2 separate regions of the Homo sapiens genome follow, and region 2 is linked to region 1. The links are chromatin contacts, found by Hi-C or POLR2A ChIA-PET in ENCODE. All regions are on one chromosome and are shown on one strand. Each heading gives the region's core, a stretch centred on a gene start or an enhancer-like site at or near the end of the contact. The rest is flanking DNA. Distances are from core to core; before and after follow the strand shown.

Region 1 (5,612 bases), core at 1,085-3,584:
ATTTGAAGAAATCATTTCACTAATATTTTACGACTAATTATTTTCCAGGTATACTAAAAGGTCAAAGAGATTGTTTAAGGTTGTGAAAAATCCACAGGGGTAGAGTTAAATTAAAATTGTAGTGTGAGGGAATTAGTCCACTAAAAACCGTGGACTAATTTTTAGATTGGCATTCCTTTTGTCAACAGCAATAAAAAGAAGTAGAAGTGACATAGAAAAATCAGGGAATTTAAGAAAAAAAAATTAGACTACAAACTGACTTCTATTAATATAATTCTAATCTAAGTTGATAACTTTCTCAGCTTTGGCCATTATTTATGAAGCAATGTAGGGAAATTATCCTGCAAGGTTTTTTTTCTGTGGAATTTTACATTTTTGTAACAGTGCATCTAATGCTCCAAAATGGGCTATCCAGGCACTGCAGAATGTGGACTATAAACGCAAACGTAGTTAATCCATGCCCAGATTGGAATATAATGGAACTTGCTGTTACTCCCTTATTTCCTGTTTTCTGCTTTCATTTTCTCTTGGAAACAGTTATGGGATTTTGCCAAGAGACAGTGAGAATGACCTGGGATGGTCTGAGGGATATAAGGCGTAATGAGAAGGTGGGCTTGTAGCCAGGATGCCAGCAATCAGCAAGGACACCTGCACAGCCCCAGAATGCCAGCTCTGTCTGGGTCTTCTGAGATCTAATTACAAGGATTCAAGGAGCACTGTGATGGATACACAGTTTGAACAGTACGGGTTCAAGTTGCACAATTAAAATGTTTGATATCTTTGTCCTGATGGTTTCTTATATTTGGCTTAGTTGTATTTTCAGATCTCTTGATCGGCTCTTATCTTTTAAGAATTTGGTGAGAACTACTAAACTGGGGCCATGCCTTTTTCTACATACTCCAGGACTTAAGAGAAACTGAAGTTGGGTTAAAAGCATATCAATGCATGCTCACTGCCCTGGTGCAAAGGGAGCAATATCATCTGTTACATGTGAGGGATCTGGAGTCAGGCTCACCCAGATTCTAAGGTAGATACTCACCTTCTACCTCAGGCAAAATATTTAACTTTCCCTTATCTACAAAAAAAGGATGACAAGAATAAAAGCATGTATCAACTATAACAGTACTATTGTGAGGATTAAATTAGCAGTGTCTGAAACAGCACATATTCAGTGTATGTCATTTTGTTGTAATCATTATCTGAATTGTTTGCCTATATACAAAAATCAAATGCTAAGTTTGTGGCCTGTTTTTGTTTTTTCAAAACATATTTTACATCTGTAAACTCCTGAATTATAAACCTACTGTCTGCTCCTATGTTCCAGATAAGAATGGATTACTACTCCCAAGTGTAGACTGTCCTGGATTATTTGAAGACAAGGAAGAGGACTGTTATCTCCTGTCCTAGTACTGACAACTGCAATTTGACCAATGGGTCCTTAAATGGACACTGCTGCAGAATGAAATAAGTCTACGAATGGCAAGGAGGGACCACAGAGAACCTGCAGGGAAAACAGAAAACATAGTTTTATGTTCTGGCCCATGTGGAAAAGAACAGGAGTGAGAGCAGGACTTTAGGCAACAACTCAAAGCCAGTAGCTTTTCCTTATTGCCTTATTTAAGAAAATGTGAGATTTTGGCCCGGCGCAGTGGCTCACACCAGTAATCCCAGCACTTTGGGAGGCCAAGGTGGGTGGTTCACGAGGTCAGGAGATCGAGACCAACTTGGCCAACATGGTGAAATCCTGTCTCTACTAAAAATACAAAAATTAGCTAGGTGTGGTGGCATGCGCCTGTAGTCCCAGCTACTCAGGAGGCTGAGGCAGGAGAATCGCTTGAACCTGGGAGGCGGAGGTTGCAGTGAGCTAAGATCGCGCCACTGCACTCCAGCCTGGGCAACACAGCAAGACTCTGTCTCAAAAAAAAAAAAAAAAAGAAAAAAAACAAAGAAAGAAACCGGGAGCTTTTTATGTGGTGCCAGGCACTTGAGGCTCTCCTAGTACTCCTGCTACAGGGAAGGTCTTTTCAGGCTGACAGCCACTGTATCCAGATAAGGAAGAGTCATCTAGCACTGAACACTCTGGAGCCAATCAGGATACTTGTGTCAAGTCCAGAGAGTGAATATGCTCTCCCTACATGCTTCAGGCTCCTGACACACTTAGGTATTCTTACTAATTATGAATCACATTCGATCTGCATGTAGCCGAGAGTGGGCTGGTAGAACAGCTGTTGCTGGAGGATTTGGTGAGCCACAGTAGAAAGGGCATCTGGCAATACGAAAGAGAAACAGTGTCTAACATAAAAATAGAATGAGGCACTGTGGGGGCAGGCCTAAAAAGGGGCCAATCAAGCAAAACTGGGGTATATGCTTCTCACCCAGCTTAAAGGGCCAAGATCTCTCTCTGCAGCATGGTTGCAGACTCTTCTTCCTCATCTCTGGATGAATCTCCAGGAGGACCCAGGCCCCTCAGTTTCAGCACATTTGCCCCTGCTTTCTCCCAGATGAGAACTATGATTTTTCTAATTTAGACATATGTCTGACCTAGTAATGCAGGATGCCAGGAAGGCCTGTCTTGCTTTCTGTGATATCCTTGCTGACAAGGCCTGAGCAGTCTGAAACCATCTAAGAGTTTTTGCAGTGCTCACATGCATGTCACATGGTGCCAAGAGCCTAGAGATGAGTTGAAAAGATTCCCAGATGTGACACTTCAGGGGTAAAAAGTCTACTTGGGGGTTAAGTAACATTAGCAGGCTCACTTCTCTACCTTTCCTTATAGTTTCTGGACGCTTGCTTATAATGAACTTTTCTGATTATGGAGGAGTGAGGAAAACACAGGAAAGAGATTGTGGCAATTCTGCAATGGGAATGGAGGGGTTTTAAACTATATTAATCTTCATCAAAATGCACTCCTTTGAGCTGGGATGTGATATGACACTGCCACTTCCGACAATGCCTCAGGACATAGTTGAGTCTGTAAAGCTTCTCAGGACTCTGAGAGTCAGATTGTCCTATAATCCCCCAATAGAGAGATCCCCTCTATCTTTCCAAAGTTCTCATGAGAAATCAAGGTGGCATGGTGACTGAATGGGAACGCCATTTCAGACCACAGGAACGAACGTGCTAACGATGTGCAGGTCCCCAGTGCGACGGAGAAGGGGAGCTCAGAGTAGCTAGCTAGCTCTCATATCATGGAAGAATGTGGTGAAGATGAAGACACTGTGTGCAGAGGTGTGGGGGAAAGCATAGATTTCCTGCCCCCATACAGAGAACATGGTGACTGTGCAGACACAAATCCATACTTTAGGCCAGTTTCTTGGCCCATGATTTGAGTAAAGGTCCCCTCAGCCCTCAGGGTGGACAGAGTGTGGAACAGCTGGAGGCCCAAACTTACTTTATTAAGTTGCAAACAGTTTTGTTCATTTACTCCAATGTGTCTTACAAAAATGACCATTATCTATGCATGACAGTTTGGGAAGCACTGCTGTCTCTGTCTGTAGAAGACACAGTGAAGGCACAGACATTCCCAAACCCTCGGAGAACGTGGTGGAAATACAGACTGTGACCCACCACCATGCACAAGCACCCAGTGATAAGATGCAGACACCACCGCATACCGTGGAGAAGAACATGGTGAAGGTGTAGACTGCAGCTTCCAGCACATATCGACTCCGAATGGCCAGGACCACAGGTGGCAGAAACATGAGGTTGCTCAGGCAGAGCAGGAGTGTGGACAGCAGCTGGAATCCATAGGTGAGCGCATCTGCACTGTCGGTGCAGCCCCAGCCTCTCCACCCTGCGGGTGGGGAAGGCACAGAATGGAAGAGAACAGACGGCAGCTATGGGCCTACGCCACAGCTTGTGGAGGGTGGTCTCACCCCGGCTCTGCCAAACCCGTCCCCAATTCAGGCTGCGCACTCCCCTACTCCCGCCGCCTGCCCACAGGCCCAGCAGGTCCACCTCCAGTCCACCGCAGCCCGCTCCCTCGCCAGCCTGCTCACCGGCCTTGCACTCGCAGGCTGCGTACAGATAATTGTGTGTGCGCAGCAGCTTGCACTGGCCGTAGGGCCCGCAGTCGTCCACGCATGGGGACAGGAAGGTGCGCATCCGCACCTCGGCCGTCGCGTTGCGGCACCGCACGAACCTGCGCACAAACTCGCAGTCACCTGGGGCCCCGGGCCACCCCCGCCAAGTCCCGGTCCCAGCCCTGGCCCCGCCCCGCACCGCTCACCGAGGCCCCACCCCGCACAGGGAGCGGAGGGCCAGGAACCAGGTCCCCGTCTGCGGGAATGGGATTCGCAGCCTGGCAACCCTGGTGGTGGCACTGACAGAGAGGAGGAAGCCGGCCAGGGACTCTGAAGGGAGAAGGAAGGAGTCAGTGAGAGGGAGGAGGGGTCAGAACCCAAGAACCCTCACCCACCTGCTCCCACTTCCCGGAACCCTAGCCTATCATTCCTCCATTCCATCCCTCCCCACCTTCACCTCTGCCCGCCACCACCACCCCCACACTGCAGCTTCCTCTCCTCCCCCATTCCTCACCTCACCTTTGGAACAGGTCACTGCTGCATCCCCCAGGCTCAAGGGCACCTCGTGAGTCAAGCATCCAAACACCGTCACGTTTTCCTGGCGCACGGAGCTCTGGGGAGGGCAGGTATGGAAGTGAGGCCGCCACATCCTCCATCTCCACCCACCGCCACCCTCAGACTCCCACCCCTGTTAACCCACACCTTCCAAGGACAGCCCATTCCTCCCGGCGCTCTCCACGCCAAAGCTGCTCTCTCACCTCCATTCTCAGAACAGAAAAACTGAAAAACAACAGATCCTCCACAGCAGAAATCTTTCAAGGACTGATGAGACGGCAAGGCCCAATTTTGAATCTGTTCTTTGGGCAGAAGTGTTTCAATTCTGTCCAAGCAAGAGAGAACACCCTCTTTTTCAGTCCTATCTAGCTCATTAAGGAGAAGGAGGGCTGTTGCCAGTTATAGAAACTAATTGTGGACAAAGGCAATTGTAAGGTTTCCCATCATCTTCACCTGGACCCCAAGACAGGTGGAGCATGAAGACACTCACTCCAACTCAGGTGAAATGATCCTAGGTACTGAACAGTGGTAACAGAATGCCCAAGAGATTAAATGTAGCAACCTGGCTGGGATTAAAAGAAACCAGATATCTGCAAGAGTAAATGTAAGGTGTTGTCTACAAGAATAAAGGCAACAGGATGCCATAAGCTCACCTCATTCAAGAAGGATTTGAGGCAGCTTACATAAAATAGAATATAATAAATGCCTGAGGGAAACTTAAAAATCAGGACAGGAAAATAAAGTCTGTCCCTAAGGTAGGCCATATATTTGATACTGCCTTCCAAGCAACCAAAGCAAAGGAAGTATCATGAGTTACCAGATTTGCAACTACATAATATAAAAGCTAATCAGAGTCTCTGGAGAATCACAGCATCCAAAGGGGAAGTTCTGAGATAAATTCTCATCAAAGCGGCACTGTGTGTTGTCATGCATCCTGTCCTCAGCCACAAGAGTGAGTTTCATACAACTTCCTTATATAACTTCCTTCAATGCAAGCCCGGGGCAATATGCCAAAGTATTACTCAGTGAAAGTCT
Region 2 (5,663 bases), core at 1-2,500, 57 kb after region 1:
GGGGCCAGTGCGAACCAGGGTACGATAATGGTCATTCTTAGCCGAAAAACCAGAGGCCACAGCACCCGCAGTCAGCAGGGGAAGGCGCCAGTGGGAGGCAAAGCGGGCCACAGAGGCAGCAGGGTACACGCAACCGGGACCTAACAGCAGGTCGGGGTCATGGTACAGCTTGAGGTCCACAGCGCTCAGCGGTGCCAGGTACTCAGAGCAGGCGCCTTCCAGTTCGGAGCTGACAAACCGCAGGTCCACGGGCAGTGCCCGGCCCAGAGCCTCCACAGCTAGTGCCACAGCGGGTCCCACCCGTGGCCAGGCCCAGGCATAGCTCAGGTTGTGTTCTGGCAGCACCACCGCCAGCGTCAGGTTCCGCGCCCCGGGAGGACGCACCCCACCTGCCAGGGCTGCCACCAACAGCAGAAGTGATGGCAGCGCCATGGGGATAAAGCAGCAGCCCCACCGCCCCCAGAACTTGGGGCTGCTCTGGCCTACAGGGGAGACGCGAGCACCCCCCAGCCTGGAGCCTGGGGAAGAGGGCCAGGAAGAGGAGGAGTAGGCTAGGTAGGCTGGGATGCAGAAGGTGCTGGGGGCCGGGGAGAGGAGGGGGAGATGGGAGGAAGGCGGGGGGCGGGCAAGGAGTGGGCTACCAGCCTAGGGCAAGGACTGAGGACTGAGAACGGGGTGGCAGGGGGAGGGAGGGACCGAGGGGGCCTGCGGCCAGGATGGGGACAGTGCGAGGTGAAGAAGCCTGATAAATCTAAAGCTGAGAAGGAAAAGGGGATCTGGGACTGGGATGGGGTGGGGGTGGGGGGCGGGTGGTACAAAGAAACGGCCTGGGGGAACCTCACAGCTGAAAGGGCCGGGAGGGCAGGAGGGCGCTGCGCCACATAGGACCAAGGGGGTAAGGTGGGAGGGTGCCCGCGCCGCGGAAGGACTGGGATCATGGGCAGGCGGGGAGCGAAGCGAGGCCTGGGCCGGAGGGCAGGGGAAGGCAGGGGTAAATCTCCCTGTGAAGGATTCTCCCGGAGCTCCTGCTTGGACTAACGGGCCCGGGCGCTGGTCCCATCCGGAGCTACGGCGGCCCCGCCCGTGTCCCCGCTCCTCTCTGCTCCGCTTCTCCTGGGCCCTGGCGGCCGGCGCTGCCCGGCGCTTCCTCCCGCCCCCCGCCTGGGCCCCGCGCGCGCCGCTCGTCCGGGTCAGGTCGCCTCGGCCCGGCCCGTCTCCGCTCGCTGCGCCGGCGGCCGAGTGCGACTCCCCCGGGCAGGCCGCCCGCCCCCGCCCCTCCCCCGCTGCCTCTCCTCCTCCCTCCCGGCCCCACCCTCCGGCGCCGGCTGCCTTCCCCCACCCCCCACCCGGGCGCTCGGGACCGCCAGGTCCCAAACCCACCCCGGTGAGCACTTGGGGGCTCCGCACCAAGGCCTCGCCGGCCAGCAGGGTTCCCGGGCGCTCCCTCACTCTCAGGGCCTACCCTGGTCTCCCCCACGCCCCTGGTCCCCCTGCCGCCCCTCCTTCCATTTCCATCTCACACACGCCAGCGACCCCAGGGTTTGTCCTCTCCCCCTCGCTCAGCCCGTTCTTCTTGGGTCTCCCCTCTGAACTCCCTGAGTCCCTCAGTGGTTCCAGTCTCCAGGAAGCAGTCGAGGATCCCCAGACGTGTGGTATCCTCACCAGCCCCCTCACCTAGCAAACCATAGCGCCCTCCCGACGGCAGTGCGGCTTACTCCACCGCGGACCATGCCCGCTCCCTGGACGGGCCCCTCCAGCAGCCAGGGGCCCCTGCTGTACACTTCCCACCAGTCCTTAGAAAGTCCACGAGGCTCCTTCTTGCTTGGGACTCAACTCTCGGCCCCCCGCTGTCTCCATGCCCCCTGCCCTCCTCGTGTCCTCAGAGGCCCACCGCAGCCCGCCCGGCTTCCTCCGCACCATCTGCTCAGTCAGGGCCTCGATTTTCTTTTGTCTCCTGCACAGCGCAGGCTGGCGCCTGGGGAAAGCCTGTAACGGACCGGCGGGACACTCCCCGCAGTGGAAGCCCATCCACGCTCTCCTGGGGTTCCACCTTGCTCCCAGCTTCCCTTAGGAAGCTCTCCCTAGGGCCCTCATATCTGGAGTGCCAATCTGACCCCAAGAACAGCTTGTGAGGGATGATCTCATGGTGGCTGAGAGGGACTGCTATGGGACCTTGGGGATTTTTCTCCAACTGTCATAAAGGACATGCACATAAGCCCATTCTCTGCCCGCGCTAAGAGCCACGGTTTCTCTCCCCCCTTCAAGCTATTTCTCCAGAAATCACAAGCTAAGAGCGCTCCTGGAGCCCTGGAGTGGGGTGGGAGTGTATAGGGCGAGGACGGGCATGGTTTCCCTGAGATGAAGGCGACACCTAGTGGTTTGGTGGGGGAAATTAAGGACAATGCCACTTTATCCTTAGGCACGATATTTATTGAACACCGGCTGCCTAGCACAAGCTGTACCTGTGAATACAAAGAAAGCCGAATGATACAGCCCTTACCTTTGAGGAACATGCATTTGCAATCCCTGGGGCACAGAGGCCAAGAGCAGGCCGTCCCTAACAATGTTCTTGCCTCAAGCCCAGTAGAGATGGAAGCCTCAGGACAGCTCCTTCTTTAACGCAGAGGGGTTGGTAACTCTAGTTCCAGGCTCCCAATACTGCAGTGAAAAGGAATTTTGTCCTATCTGGCCAAGGCAAAAAAAAAAAAAAGGAACAGTCAAAAGAATGACGAGACAACATGAGAAATACTTTAGACCAAGTCAACCAAATAGAATAGTTGATTTTTAAGCAACTACACATTGTTTTATGAGACAAGCAAATCCAAAATGACAAAATTCCTGAAAGAATTACAGAATGGCAGGGCTAAGAGGATCATATAAATATATTGTTTAGCCCTCTCATTTAAAGATAATTGAAAACCAAATCCCAGAGAGGAAGGTCGCAGTGTCCTTACTTGCTCCTCTCCCCCAATCCCACATGGCTTTTTAGTTGCAAAAGAGAGATTAAAATGCAGGTTTCATGGTCTCCAAGGAGAGGCTCTTTATAGATATTTTGCTGACTCATGGAACTTACTGTAGAAAGCTGTGCTTACAATATAATAGCCACCAAACCCAGGCAAGTCTCTCTGGAACACCTGCAGCCCTCAGTGAGGATCAGCCACCACTGTCACCCAGACTCCTACGCAAGTACAAGTGCATCATATGTCATTATTCTGAACATTAAGGACTATTCTTCATTATGTTAGGGATTAAACATTCAAGCATCTTGCCTTTCCCTTTTCCTCCCAGTTGGCCAGTTAACTAGAAAGTAGGAAGGGGCCAGGCACGGTGGCTCTTGCCTGTAATGCCTATAATCTCTATTAAAAACCAAACAAATCAATCAGATATGGTGGCACGAACCTGTGGTCCCAGCTACTTGGGAGGCTGAGGTGGGGGGATCGCTTGATCCCAGAGGATAGAGGCAGCCTGGGTGACAGCAAGACCCTGTCTCAAAAAAAAAAAAAAAAAAAAAGGAAGTGGAAGGAGCCTGGTGCAGTGGCTCACGCCTGTAATCCCAGCACTTTAGGAGGCCAAGGTAGGAGGATTGTTTGAGGTCAGGAGTTCGAGACTAGGCTGGCCAACAAGGTGAAATCTCGTCTCTACTAAAAACACAAAAATTAGCTGGGCGTGGTGGTGGGCACCTGTAATCCCAGCTACTTGGGAGGCTGGGGCAGGAAAACCGCTTGAATCTGGGAGGCGGACATTGCAGTGAGCAGAGATCGCGCCACTGTGCGACAGAGCAAGACTCCATCTCAAAAGAAAAAAGAAAGAAAGAAAGGAAAAGAAAACATAAGTAAAAACTAAAAATAAAATTTAAAAGACAAAAGGGAAGTGGGAAGGAGTGGGGAGATAAAAGATAAATCCCCTAATGAGGTTTTTTATTAACACACAGTGAAAGGCTTTTGGTGTTTATTTTTTCATGTTTGAGGGAAAGCTGAAAATATTAAATAAATGAGAACTTCGGTTATGTATATATCCCACTATCCAAGCTATCACTGCTGTCATTGATATGGGCAATAATATTTTGGCTGTATTTGGTGACCATGCTGCAATACATAGAAAACCTAGGAAATCTAGATTCTACTGGCCTAAGCAGCAACCAGCTAGGGTCCAACTTTCTCTTTGTAGCACTGTCATGGCCTTCTTCTAATCCACAAACAGATACCAGCTATAATTTCTTCTGGATAGGGTCAATCAACACCCTCTTTCTTTTTCTTTTTTTTTTTTTCTTTTTTTGAGACAGAGTCTCACTCTGTTACTCAGGCTGGAATGTAGTGGCGCAATCTCGGCTCACTGCAACCTCCATCTCCCAGGTTCAAGTGATTCTCCTGCCTCAGCCTTCCAAGTAGCTGGGATTACAGGCGCCCGCCACCATGCCCAGCTAATTTTTGTTTTTAGTAGAGACAGCGTTTCACCATGTTGGCCAGCTGGTCTCGAACTCCTGACCTCAAGTGATCCACTCGCCTCAGATTCCCAAAGTGCTGGGATTACAGGCGTAAGCCACCACGCCCGGCCCCAAACACCTTATTTCTGATCCAGAACTAAACTGCAGAGCATCAAATTGGCCAGCTGCTAGAATCTCCTATGGTTTCCAAGCTGCCCTGTCCCTTCTTCAAAAGAAATCCTAATCCTGGTTACACTCAGGCCAAAGGTGCCTCAAGACCCTAGTTGAGCTCTGCAACCACCATGGGATTCGGGCTCATGCTAATTTTCGTGATAGGCTCTGATGCCCCAAACTGACAGCATTAAACGTTTTATAACAAACCTATTTGTGCAGCTGAATCTGGATCCTCAGGTTTGTTCTACACCAGATCATGCCTCCCAGGCCTACAGAATTCCAGAAAACAAAATATCTTCTCTGCTGACCTGACTAGCAGAAATGGGCTTTGACTCCATGCAATTGTCCCCTGCACACAGACGGACAGGTCCAAGAGAACCTGCCAACAGAGGGCAGAGAACAGCCATAGAAAGGTAGATCAAATAAGGCAGGAAAGATACACTTCACAACACATCTCAATAGAAAAGGAGAAAGTAATGTAGAAAAAGAAATGTAGCAAAGTATATAGAAAGCAAATAGAGACTTTACTCAAATTCTGCATTCTTTATTTTAGCCCCATAAGGGAGAGACAGAATCCTGAAATTAGGTCAAACCTCCAGTTCCCCTCCAACTCCTACTTCCCTCCCAGCCACGCAGCAGTGCACAGTATGGTTGTAGATCTAAGATCCAGTTCATCTTCTCACAGATATTCAACAGCCTCAAAGGGCTGCTGTGGGCCAGGCATGGTGACTCATGCCTGTAATCCCAGCACTTTGGGAGGCCAAGGCAGGCAGATCTCCTGAGGTAAGGAGTTCAAGATCAGCCTGGCCAACATGGCAAAACCCCATCTCTACTAAAAATACAAAAATTACCTGGGCGTGGTGGCAGGCACCTGTAATCCCAGCTACTCAGGAGGCTGAGGTAGGAGAATCGCTTGAATCTGGGAGGTGGAGGTTGCAGTGAGCCGAGACTGCACCTCTGCACTCCAGCCTGGGGGAAAGAGTGAGTCTCCATCTCAAAAAAAAAGGGGGCAGCGGTGGGCGCTGCTGTGATTGTTTAAAGGGTCAAGGGTTTTTACTTTGAATTC

What was found. Hi-C counts contacts between places; a loop is a spot of excess contacts on that map. ChIA-PET counts read pairs that join two places held with the same protein, here RNA polymerase II (POLR2A). Pooled maps may share reads with other maps.
Region 2: a loop to region 1 is called in a pooled map, with 2.9 times the contacts of the local background. The contact joins the promoter of NPR2 here to the enhancer-like site in region 1. A Hi-C loop is called at or near these places in 4 of 168 maps with a recorded cell type or tissue (HCT116, heart left ventricle, mesothelial cell of epicardium and 1 more), 2 of 37 single-sample maps with no recorded cell type and 7 of 50 pooled maps. POLR2A ChIA-PET finds 5 or more read pairs at or near these places in 4 of 52 experiments (GM12878, H1, Panc1 and 1 more).

What each region holds. Positions count from the first base shown.
Region 1 is chr9:35,844,998-35,850,609 of GRCh38, reverse strand. TMEM8B (transmembrane protein 8B) reads right to left here. Exons shown (of 13, transcript NM_001042590.4): 7 at 4,542-4,635; 8 at 4,229-4,352; 9 at 3,999-4,141; 10 at 3,615-3,793. Among named protein-coding and RNA genes, the nearest start is that of TMEM8B, 19 kb to the right of the region's middle. RefSeq lists enhancers at 2,016-2,135, 2,166-2,235, 2,426-2,565, 3,359-4,234. Within about 2 kb of position 2,334, at least 7 of the 41 ENCODE cell types and tissues checked have a DNase peak (open chromatin) inside an H3K27ac peak, as active enhancers do; they include GM12878, where a contact is called at or near this core.
Region 2 is chr9:35,787,178-35,792,840 of GRCh38, reverse strand. NPR2 (natriuretic peptide receptor 2) reads right to left here and starts at 1,250. Exons shown (of 22, transcript NM_003995.4): 1 at 1-1,250. The coding sequence starts at 432. It also overlaps a transcript of RGP1 not described here.